2 separate regions of the Homo sapiens genome follow, and region 1 is linked to region 2. A link is an interaction called in ENCODE POLR2A ChIA-PET data of the cell type or tissue named here. Cell type or tissue: CD4-positive, alpha-beta T cell. All regions are shown on one strand. Links, peaks and the distances in the headings refer to the core of each region. The heading gives the core; the rest is flanking DNA. Region 1 overlaps RSU1 (Ras suppressor protein 1). Region 2 overlaps VIM (vimentin).

Evidence for each region. ChIA-PET counts read pairs that join two places held together with the same protein. Peaks named below come from ENCODE experiments on the same cell type or tissue, not always from the same donor. Only the 100,000 strongest peaks of a DNase experiment are listed, where the experiment ranks them.
Region 1: POLR2A ChIA-PET joins it to region 2 with 6 read pairs; 1 of 35 experiments calls an interaction of 5 or more read pairs at or near these places.

Annotation. Positions count from the first base shown.
Region 1 is chr10:16,788,513-16,792,907 of GRCh38, reverse strand. The region is part of intron 2 of RSU1 (Ras suppressor protein 1); the gene reads left to right. Among named protein-coding and RNA genes, the nearest start is that of RSU1, 27 kb to the left of the region's middle. In CD4-positive, alpha-beta T cell, for the core only: no CTCF peak of the experiment used is centred there; no DNase peak of the experiment used is centred there; H3K27ac peaks cover 841 bases.
Region 2 is chr10:17,237,121-17,241,515 of GRCh38, reverse strand. VIM (vimentin) reads right to left here. Exons shown (of 10, transcript NM_003380.5): 10 at 3,923-4,286. The coding sequence ends at 4,245. Among named protein-coding and RNA genes, the nearest start is that of VIM-AS1, 9.3 kb to the right of the region's middle. RefSeq lists a silencer at 2,452-2,746. In CD4-positive, alpha-beta T cell, for the core only: no CTCF peak of the experiment used is centred there; a DNase peak (open chromatin) is centred at 2,475.

The DNA.
Region 1 (4,395 bases), core at 188-4,187, 450 kb after region 2:
GTCAGCATTGCTGCCCGGTGCTGACATCTGGCCAGCTTCCACATTCCTGTGGAGCCTCTGATGAGGGTTATTTAAAGCTGTGGCTGTTTCTAGTCCACCAGGGAACCAAAATGGAAAAGCCATTTACACCGTGCTGTATGTTAAGATCCAGTTAATTCTTTGTGGTCTAGAACTCTGGGATGATTTGCATTAACGTGGCTGTCTCTGTGCACAACTGCCGAGGGTTCTGTCTACAGTGCAACTTGTAGAATCTTGCAGAATTGGAATAGTGCAGCCTGCAGTGCTAAAACAAGGCAGACTCCTTTGAATATTCTAGAAGGTATGGTGGTTCTTCCAGCATGTTACATTTGAAACCACAAGAGGTGTGAAAAAGCCCTGGCCGGGCGCAGTGGCTCATACCTGTAATCCCAGCGCTTTGGGAGGCTGAGGCGGGTGGATCACGAGGTCGGGAGTTCGAGACCAGCTTGGCCGACGTAATGAAACCCCGTCTCTATTAAAAATACAAAAATTAGCCAGTTGTGGTGGTGCGTGCCTGTAGTCTCAGCTACTCGGGAGGCCGAGGCAGGAGAATCATTTGAACTCGGGAGGTGGAGGTTGTAGTGAGCCGAGACTGTGCCACTGCACTCCAGCCTGCGACAGTGAGACTCTGTTTCAAAACAAACAAAAAAGTGATGAATCCTTTGCAGATAGCAAAGGCCTTTTTAGTGGCTTTCATTCGGAATGCACAGTCTGTGAGCTGAACTGGTGATTGCAGTCTAGTTTTTATGACCAACGTTACAGAACCTTTCATTTAGAGTCCAAGATGGCCAATGCTCACCCATGAGAAGATCTTAGAAACTTCCAAGTTCCATATCATTTTGTGTGTTTTCAGGCCTCATTTCCCGTGTCTCATCCTGGCTTTGTTCGCCCTCATCTGTCTGGATGTAAGTGCCATTCTGTGACACTAGAACTTTTTCCCATCTCTGAAGTGCTACTAAAGGAATCATTTGCTTCCTAATTTGCCAGATTGAAAACTATGGAGACAAGTTCCAGAGTTCCACATCTTTGTGATAAGTTGGGCCACCTTGGGAACGAGTCTGTAATGTCATCTTACAGGGCTGTGGATTTTATCCTGCTTATTTTGCCTTCCTTATATTGTCTACTTTATCCTGAAGAAGAGGAAAAAGCGGGACCTATTTCAAATACTGATACCTGCTTCCATGAGTTATCTAGACATAATGATTCTTTCTCTAGGAGTTTTAGTTTTTCGATTTTTCTTTTTTTTTTTTTTTTGTTTTTTTGAGACGGAGTCTCGCTCTGTCGCCCAGGCTGGAGTGCAGTGGTGTGATGTCGGTCACTGCAACCTCCGCCTCCTGGTTTCAAGCAATTCTTCTGCCTCAGCCTCCCAAGTAGCTGGGACTACAGGTATGCACCACCATGCCCGACTAATTTTTTGTACTTCGGTAGAGATGGGATTTCACTATGTCCTGAAATCCTGAACTCCTGAGCTCAGGCAGTCTGCCCACCTCGGCCTCCGAAAGTGCTGGGATTACAGGCATGAGCCACCACACCTGCCCAGTTTTTTTATTTTTTATTTTTATTTTTTTTGACAGGTGGCTCACGCCTGTAATCACAGCACTTTGGGAGGCCAAGTCAGGTGAATCACCTGAGGTCAGGAGTTCGAGACCAGCCTGGCCAACATGGTGAAACCCTGTCTCTACTAAACATAGAAAAATTAGCTGGGTATGGTGGTGCATGCTTGTAACCCCAGCTACTCAGGAGGCTGTGGCACGAGAATTGCTTGAAACTGGGAGGTGGAGGTTACAGTGAGCCAAGATCATGCCACTGCACTCCAGCTAGTTCTTTGATTTTTCTGAATTTACTCCATTAAAATACTGACCACTCCTTCCATGTTATATCCTGTATTAGTATGTTCTCACACTGCTATAAAGAACTACTTGAGGCTGGGTAGTTTCTGAAGAAAAGAGGTTTAATTGGCTCACAGTTCCACAGGCTGTACCTGGAAGCATGGCTGGGAGGCTTCAGAAAACTTATAATCATGGTGGAAGGCGAAGGGGAAGAAATCACGTCTTCGTGATGGGAGCAGGAGAAAGAGAGAACAAATAGGGAGGTGCTAACACACTTTCAAACAACCAGATCTGGTGAGAACTCACTCACCATCATGAGAAAAGCAAGGGGGAATCCACCCCCATGATCCAGTCACTTCCCACCAGGTCCCTCCCTCAACACAAACGATTACAATTCAACATGAAATTTAGGAGGGGACACAGAGCCAGACCCTATCATATGCCTTCCCTGTTTTTCATCTCTGTGCTCAGATAAGCCTGGGATTGACTCCATCACCCGTGAGTTGTGTAGGTCCCCTGGGTGCATGGTGTACTCTCTACCCTAAAGCATTTCTCAGTTTGTCATCCTACGATAAGTAACATCTCTTTCTGAACTGCCATTGTCTTTCTAAATCCACCTCTCAGTGTCCATGATTCTTATACCTAGCGTGTTAGGTGGTTGGTCCATATTCTCTGTTCCGTAAGTTGTGTGGTCGTGTAGCTTATCCTCCAAACCAGGACATTTTTTAGAGGGACAGCTGGTATAATCCAAGACCATTCCAGGCTAATCAGGATGTGTGGTCGATGCTGCCTCTAAGAGAATCTCCAAGGTAGAGACGGCCGGCGCTCTGAGTGTGATCAGTAAATATCCAGTCAATAAGTGCCTGCGTGAGTCCTTGATTGTCTTTCTTTTGAAATTATTGAACCAACTAGTTCCTTTTGAGCATTTTCCTGCTGATTCCCTTCCTGGCTCAAGAATAAAAAAATCATAAATCACAGGGACAGTGCCAGCAACCTCACCCTGCCCCCACACCCCACAAATGCTTCCCTCCCATTGATTTTGCTTCCCTCTGTTCATTTTGGCCAGATCCAACGTTCACCTAAATAACATTCCTAAAGAGGCTAGAGTAGAATGATAACCAAGGCACTGTAGTATTTAACTGTGCACGTCAACACGTTTTCTTAGTTACTGAGTTGAATTTTGAAATGTATTCTACTCTGAAAATGCCCGGGCAAAGCATAGTTGAATATTGCTTTAGGAATTTTAATAACAGTTTGTTCTCACTGCTTTGGGGGAGCTCATTCTGAATGGTGTCTGGTTAGCAGGAGCATTAGAAGATGTTATCAACACAGCAGAAAATCTACCAGGTGTGATTACGGTCAGCAAGGCACCAGTAGCGGGTCAGTGGTACAGCCTGCTCCCATTTTCCCGACACGTTCAACGGGGGCAGCTTTTGTACTTTTAAATAACCCATTCTATTTCGGTAGACCTTTTCTCCCTTCTTTTCTAACAGCTCAGTTTCCATACAAGACTCACAGTGAACTCACCATTCCCGAGTGGAAAGGAGTGACTGGTTGTATAAATATGTCTGTCTCCACTTGGTCTTTGCCTGACCGGGCTTTGTGGGGGTCTGTTGATTCTTTCAGCTTCACTGCCTTCCCTGCAGACCCGACCTGGAGTCCTTTGTTGCCCTAAATATTTTTCTCAAAGATCTTTTATTAACTTTTTCTTTTCTGCTCTTGTTTTTCTTCCTCTTACCTACTTTACCATGTGGTCCTGTGGCAAGAGTGAGAAAGAAAAATACATTCTAGTGGTGTGATCGGCTGAAGCAACGACTGAATTTCTCTTCTCCATTAAAGAAAAAGAAAAGAAAACACAACTTTTAAACTTTTTTAGTTTCTCTCCTGCTAAGTGTTTGTTGAAAGGACACAATGAAATGACTGAAAAGAACCAGTTTTCCCTCATTAAATCTGTCCTCGTGAACCTGAGCTTGTGAACTTTGCACTTTTTTGAGAAGAGCAACATTTTTTTTTCCTTGCTAATTAGTTGCTTGTGCTATTTTCGGAGAAATTAAGGGAAGATGGGAGTACCTTCAGTTTTCTTTTGACTTCAGTGACTCTCAGATGGATGGTCTGCAGGTGTGAGACACTGCTAATTGTCTGCCAGTTGCAGCTCACCCATCTTTCTTGGTAATAAAACCCCTAATTTTTAGCTGGCACGTGGTCACCCAGAAGCCAGCCTTGTAGCTAGGCATCACTGTGTTACTGAATTTTGATTAATTGCTTGTAAGTGGAAATACCTTGTACAACTTCTTGGAAGTGTCCTGAAGGAGGAAGCCTTCTTTATCCTTTCCTTTTTCCTGAGAGGAATGTAGATGTGATGGCTGAGCTCAGGCTGTCGTCTTGGATCTTGAGGTGTGTTTTAGTCAGCTCTGGCCGTTATAACAAAAATACTATAGACTGGGTTACTTAAACAACAGAAGTTTTTTATTCGTGGTTTTGAAGCCTGGAAAATGCAAGATCAAGGTACTGACGGATGCATTGTGTCCGGTGAGGGCTGTCTTACTGA
Region 2 (4,395 bases), core at 208-4,207:
ATTGTTGCCCAAGCTGGTCTTGAACTCTGGTCTCAAGCAATCCTCCTGCCTCAGCATCCCAAAGTGTTGGGATTATGGGCTTTTTTGTTTTATTTTATTTTATTTTATTTTATTTTTTTGAGGTAGGGTCTCACTCTGTCACCCAGGCTAGAGTGCAGTGGCATGATCTTGGCTCATGCAACTTCTGCCTCCGGGGCTTAAGTGATTCTCCTACCTCAGCCTCCTGAGTAACTGGGACTACAGGTGTGCACCACCACACATGGTTTGTTTGTTTTTTGTTTTTTGTAGAGATAGCGTTTCACGATGTTGCTCAGGCTGGTCTGGAATTCCTGGACTCAAACAATCCACCTGCCTTAGCCTCCAAACCTGCTGAGATTACAAGTGTGAGCCACCACGCCCAGCCTGGAGTTTCTTTTATAAGGGCATTAATCTCATTCATAAGGGCTTCAGCCTCCTGACCTAATCACTTCACAAGAGACATATCTGAATACCATGACGTTGCAGGTTAGGTTTCAACATACAAAGTTGGGGGGACACAAACATTCAGACGATAGTTGGAGTGAAAGTCTGTCTCCCTCCCCCATCACTACACACACTCACTCCCTTAGTCTCATAGCCTGGGAAGAGATTTTATTTTTTTAGCGCCTTTGTTAGCGGCTAGTTGTGGGAAGACAACTCACTACATTTTAGGCTAAAAGTAGACATTTGTTTCATTCACCAGCAGCCTTTTCCATCTGTCACTGTGAGAAAACTTAGTAGGACTTGACAGTCACATGAGTTCCATGGATTTCACCATCCCCTTAGTAACTTTTTTCAGACTTAAACACTTTAAGCCACCATTTCTTTCTCCCCATCCCCCTACTTTTTCCGTCTCCTTTAATCTTGGATTAATATTATACATGAAGGAACCAAGCATTAATCTCTCTTTCACCATAGGTGGTGAGAACATAATTTCTTTTTATAAATTTTTCAAAGTGGAAGATAAGGAAAAACACTAACAGTATAATTAAAGATAAAATAGAAGAAGACTGAAATAAATTTGAATTCTTCGGAGATGGGGCACCTGTGAAGCTTTTCATTATGGTCTAATTTCTGACAGTCACAGATAAGGGAGGCCCACTCCTCTTTTCCATTTCTGGGATGTGACTTTAGAAAGAGCTGTAAGATATTTTTTTTTTTAATTGAGATTCAGGGGGTATATGTGCAGGTTTGTTACATAGATATATTGCGTAATGCTAGAGCTTGGGCTTCTATTGAACCCATCACCCAAGTACTCAACAGGTGGTTTTTCAACCCTTGCCCTCCTCCCAACCTCCTCCTTTTTGAAGTGCCCAGTGTCTGTTGTTTCCATCTGTAAAGGATATTTTTTCTTTTTCTGAGACAGAGTCTCACTCTGTTGCCCAGGCTGGAGTGCAGTGGCACAATCTCGGCTCACTGCAACCTCCATCTCCTGGGTTCAAGCAATTCTCGTGCCTCAGCCTCCCGAGTAGTTGAGATTACAGGTGTGCACCACCACCCCTGGCTAGTTTTTGTGTCTTTAGTAGAGACGGGGTTTCGCCTTATTGGCCAGGCTGGTCTTGGACTCCTGACCTCAGGGGATCCACCCACCTTGGTCACCATGCCTGGCCTCCATCTGTAAAGGATTTTTAAGAGTGGGAGTCTACTAATCTCAATAGGTATGAGCAGAACTTGCTGTCCTGGTTCTTTTCCCCTGAAAGAAAACTGTGGCTTGTTTTTCAATTTTTAAAAAAATAATAATGAGTCTGGTGTGTGAAGAAAGCCAATATGGGGCTGGGGTCTTCCCTGGATGACCCTTATAAGCCAAAGGTGGGATACAAGTGGAAGAGGAGACAGGGATCCTAGGGTTAGGAGGCTGCGGGGAACAGTGGTGAGAATGGCTAAAGAACAGAAAGCAAAACGAAAAATCAAATAGAAAAGGTTTCATAAGGGCCCAAAGACCTGGATGTTTACACTAATAAAATTAATTATGCCATTGTCCATGTCAGTTGTTTGAATATGGGGGCTGAGGGGACAGACACATTTTCTGTAAGATTATTCTAAGGGTAGCATGACCTGACCACATACAATCTATTGTCCAAACTGTTATTATTAATAATTATGCTTACACAACAGTCATAAACCAAGAATGTCCCAAGTAAACTAGAATGTAAAGTTTACTTTTACATTTAGAATTTACCTTTAGAATGGCTAGGAGTTACTTCAGCAGCCAATCCTTTTTTTCTTTATTTCTAAGACAGGATCTCGCTCTGTCACTCAGGCTGGAGTTTAGTGGTACAGTCTTGGCTCACTGAAACCTCTACCTTCCAAGCTGAAGCAATTCTACTGCCTCTGCCTCCAGAGTAGCTGGGGTTATAGGCATCCACCACCACGGCTGGCTAATTTTTGTATTTTTTGTGGAGACAGGATTTCGCCGTGTTGGCCAGGCTAGTCCGGAACTCCTGACTTCAAGTGATCCACCCGCCTCAGCCTCCCAAAGTGCTGATATTACAGGCATGAGCCACTGCATCCAGCCCCAATCCTTTCTTTATTCATGCAGTACCCACGGTAACCAAAATGATGAAAATCACAGTGAACATTCCTGCAAATGGGCAGGGCTTTGTGAGAACCATCTCACTAGTTAACTCCAGAGAGAGGCAGATGCAAACACAGAAAAATTATGACAATGTCTACCACATCATTCTCGGAGGAGAGAAGATAATAATATTTCCATAATTTGAAACTTAGAGATGTCCGAGAATGTACTCGAAGTTTTCACTCCAGAACACACATTATTGACCATTACTACACTATTGCCTCTTGGCAATACCTTCTCTCGTCTATTTATGTAAGTTCTATGCTCACACTGAGTGCTTTCTAGGGAGCTTTCCATGACTGCCCCACTTCATTTTTATTGCTCCAGACTTTGAAACCTTATTACACCTACAGTTAGCACCATGCGATTCACATGTAATAATCTCATCTCCCTGGAAGAAAAGGTAGGAGGTTTTATTTTGTGCCTAATGCCATTCTCCAAACACAAAGGTCTTTACAAATATCTGTATCTATAGATAGATGGATATAGATATAGCTATCACACACACACACAATAAAGCAGAACGGTTTCATATATTAAATCTTGGTGAACTAGGCTGAGTGTGGTGGCTCATGCCTGTAATCCCAGCTTTTTAGGAGGCCGAGGGAGGATCACTTGAGCACAAGAGTTCCAGACTAGGCTGGACAACACTTCCAGACCCCATCTCTACAAAAAATTAAAAAAATTAGCCAGGTGTGTGGCTAGTTTTGGGAAGACAACTCACATTTTAGGCTAAAGTTAGACATTCGTTTATTTGTTTTGAGTACTCCTAGCTACTGAGGAGGCTGAGGTGGGAGGATTGCCTGAGCCTAGGAGTTGTTGGCTGCAGTGAACTATGATTGAGTCACTTTACTCCAGCTTGAGTGACAAAGTGAGATCCTGTCTTAAATAAAAGAAAAACTTGGTGAACTTTTTCCATTTCTCTGCATCTTGCTAGCGGAAGATAAGCCCCTATATCTTGGCAACTTCCTATGCTTTAACTCCCAAAGTGGAATTTGTGTTACTCATATGCTATATGTACTAAAAAAAGTTTTTATTTTTTAATTTTAGGAAGTCTGTTTGTTATGATTAAAATCACAGACCTGAGCTCATTTTAGAGAGACCTATCTTCATTTTGGTACAAGTTATTTTATTCGACACCACCTATTTGTAAATGTTTTTAAGTAATAATAAAAAGAAGTGAGGTCTATCAAAAATGACAAAATTAAGAACTACATCTCAAGCATAAATAACCTGAATTTATCAACTTACATGATTGTAATGACAAATTAACTAATAGGACCAAGTAGAGAATTGTTTAGATATTATCCAATAAATAACACAACAAAAGAGTTTTTCCAAAGATTTATTGAAGCAGAACCAAGTTGGTTGGATACTTGCTGGAAAAAAAAAAGCAGTTTTAATGGTATTCAAAATACCTTTTAAAAAGTATTCTAGCACAAGATTTTTCTGTAAACTAGATTATGTTGTAAACTTTTTTCTAAATCTTGTAGGAGTGTCGGTTGTTAAGAACTAGAGCTTATTCCTATTCCAAATCTATCTTGCGCTCCTGAAAAACTGCAGAAAGGCACTTGAAAGCTGTTTCTTTAAGATATGGATTTCTTTTTTATTCTTGCTGGTAATATATTGCTGCACTGAGTGTGTGCAATTTTTATTCAAGGTCATCGTGATGCTGAGAAGTTTCGTTGATAACCTGTTTAAAAAAAAAAACCAAAATAAATATAATGCCACATGCCAAAGACTAAATTATCCTATATATCACGGCAAATAAAAATCCTGCTAAATATATGTAATTTATTGTG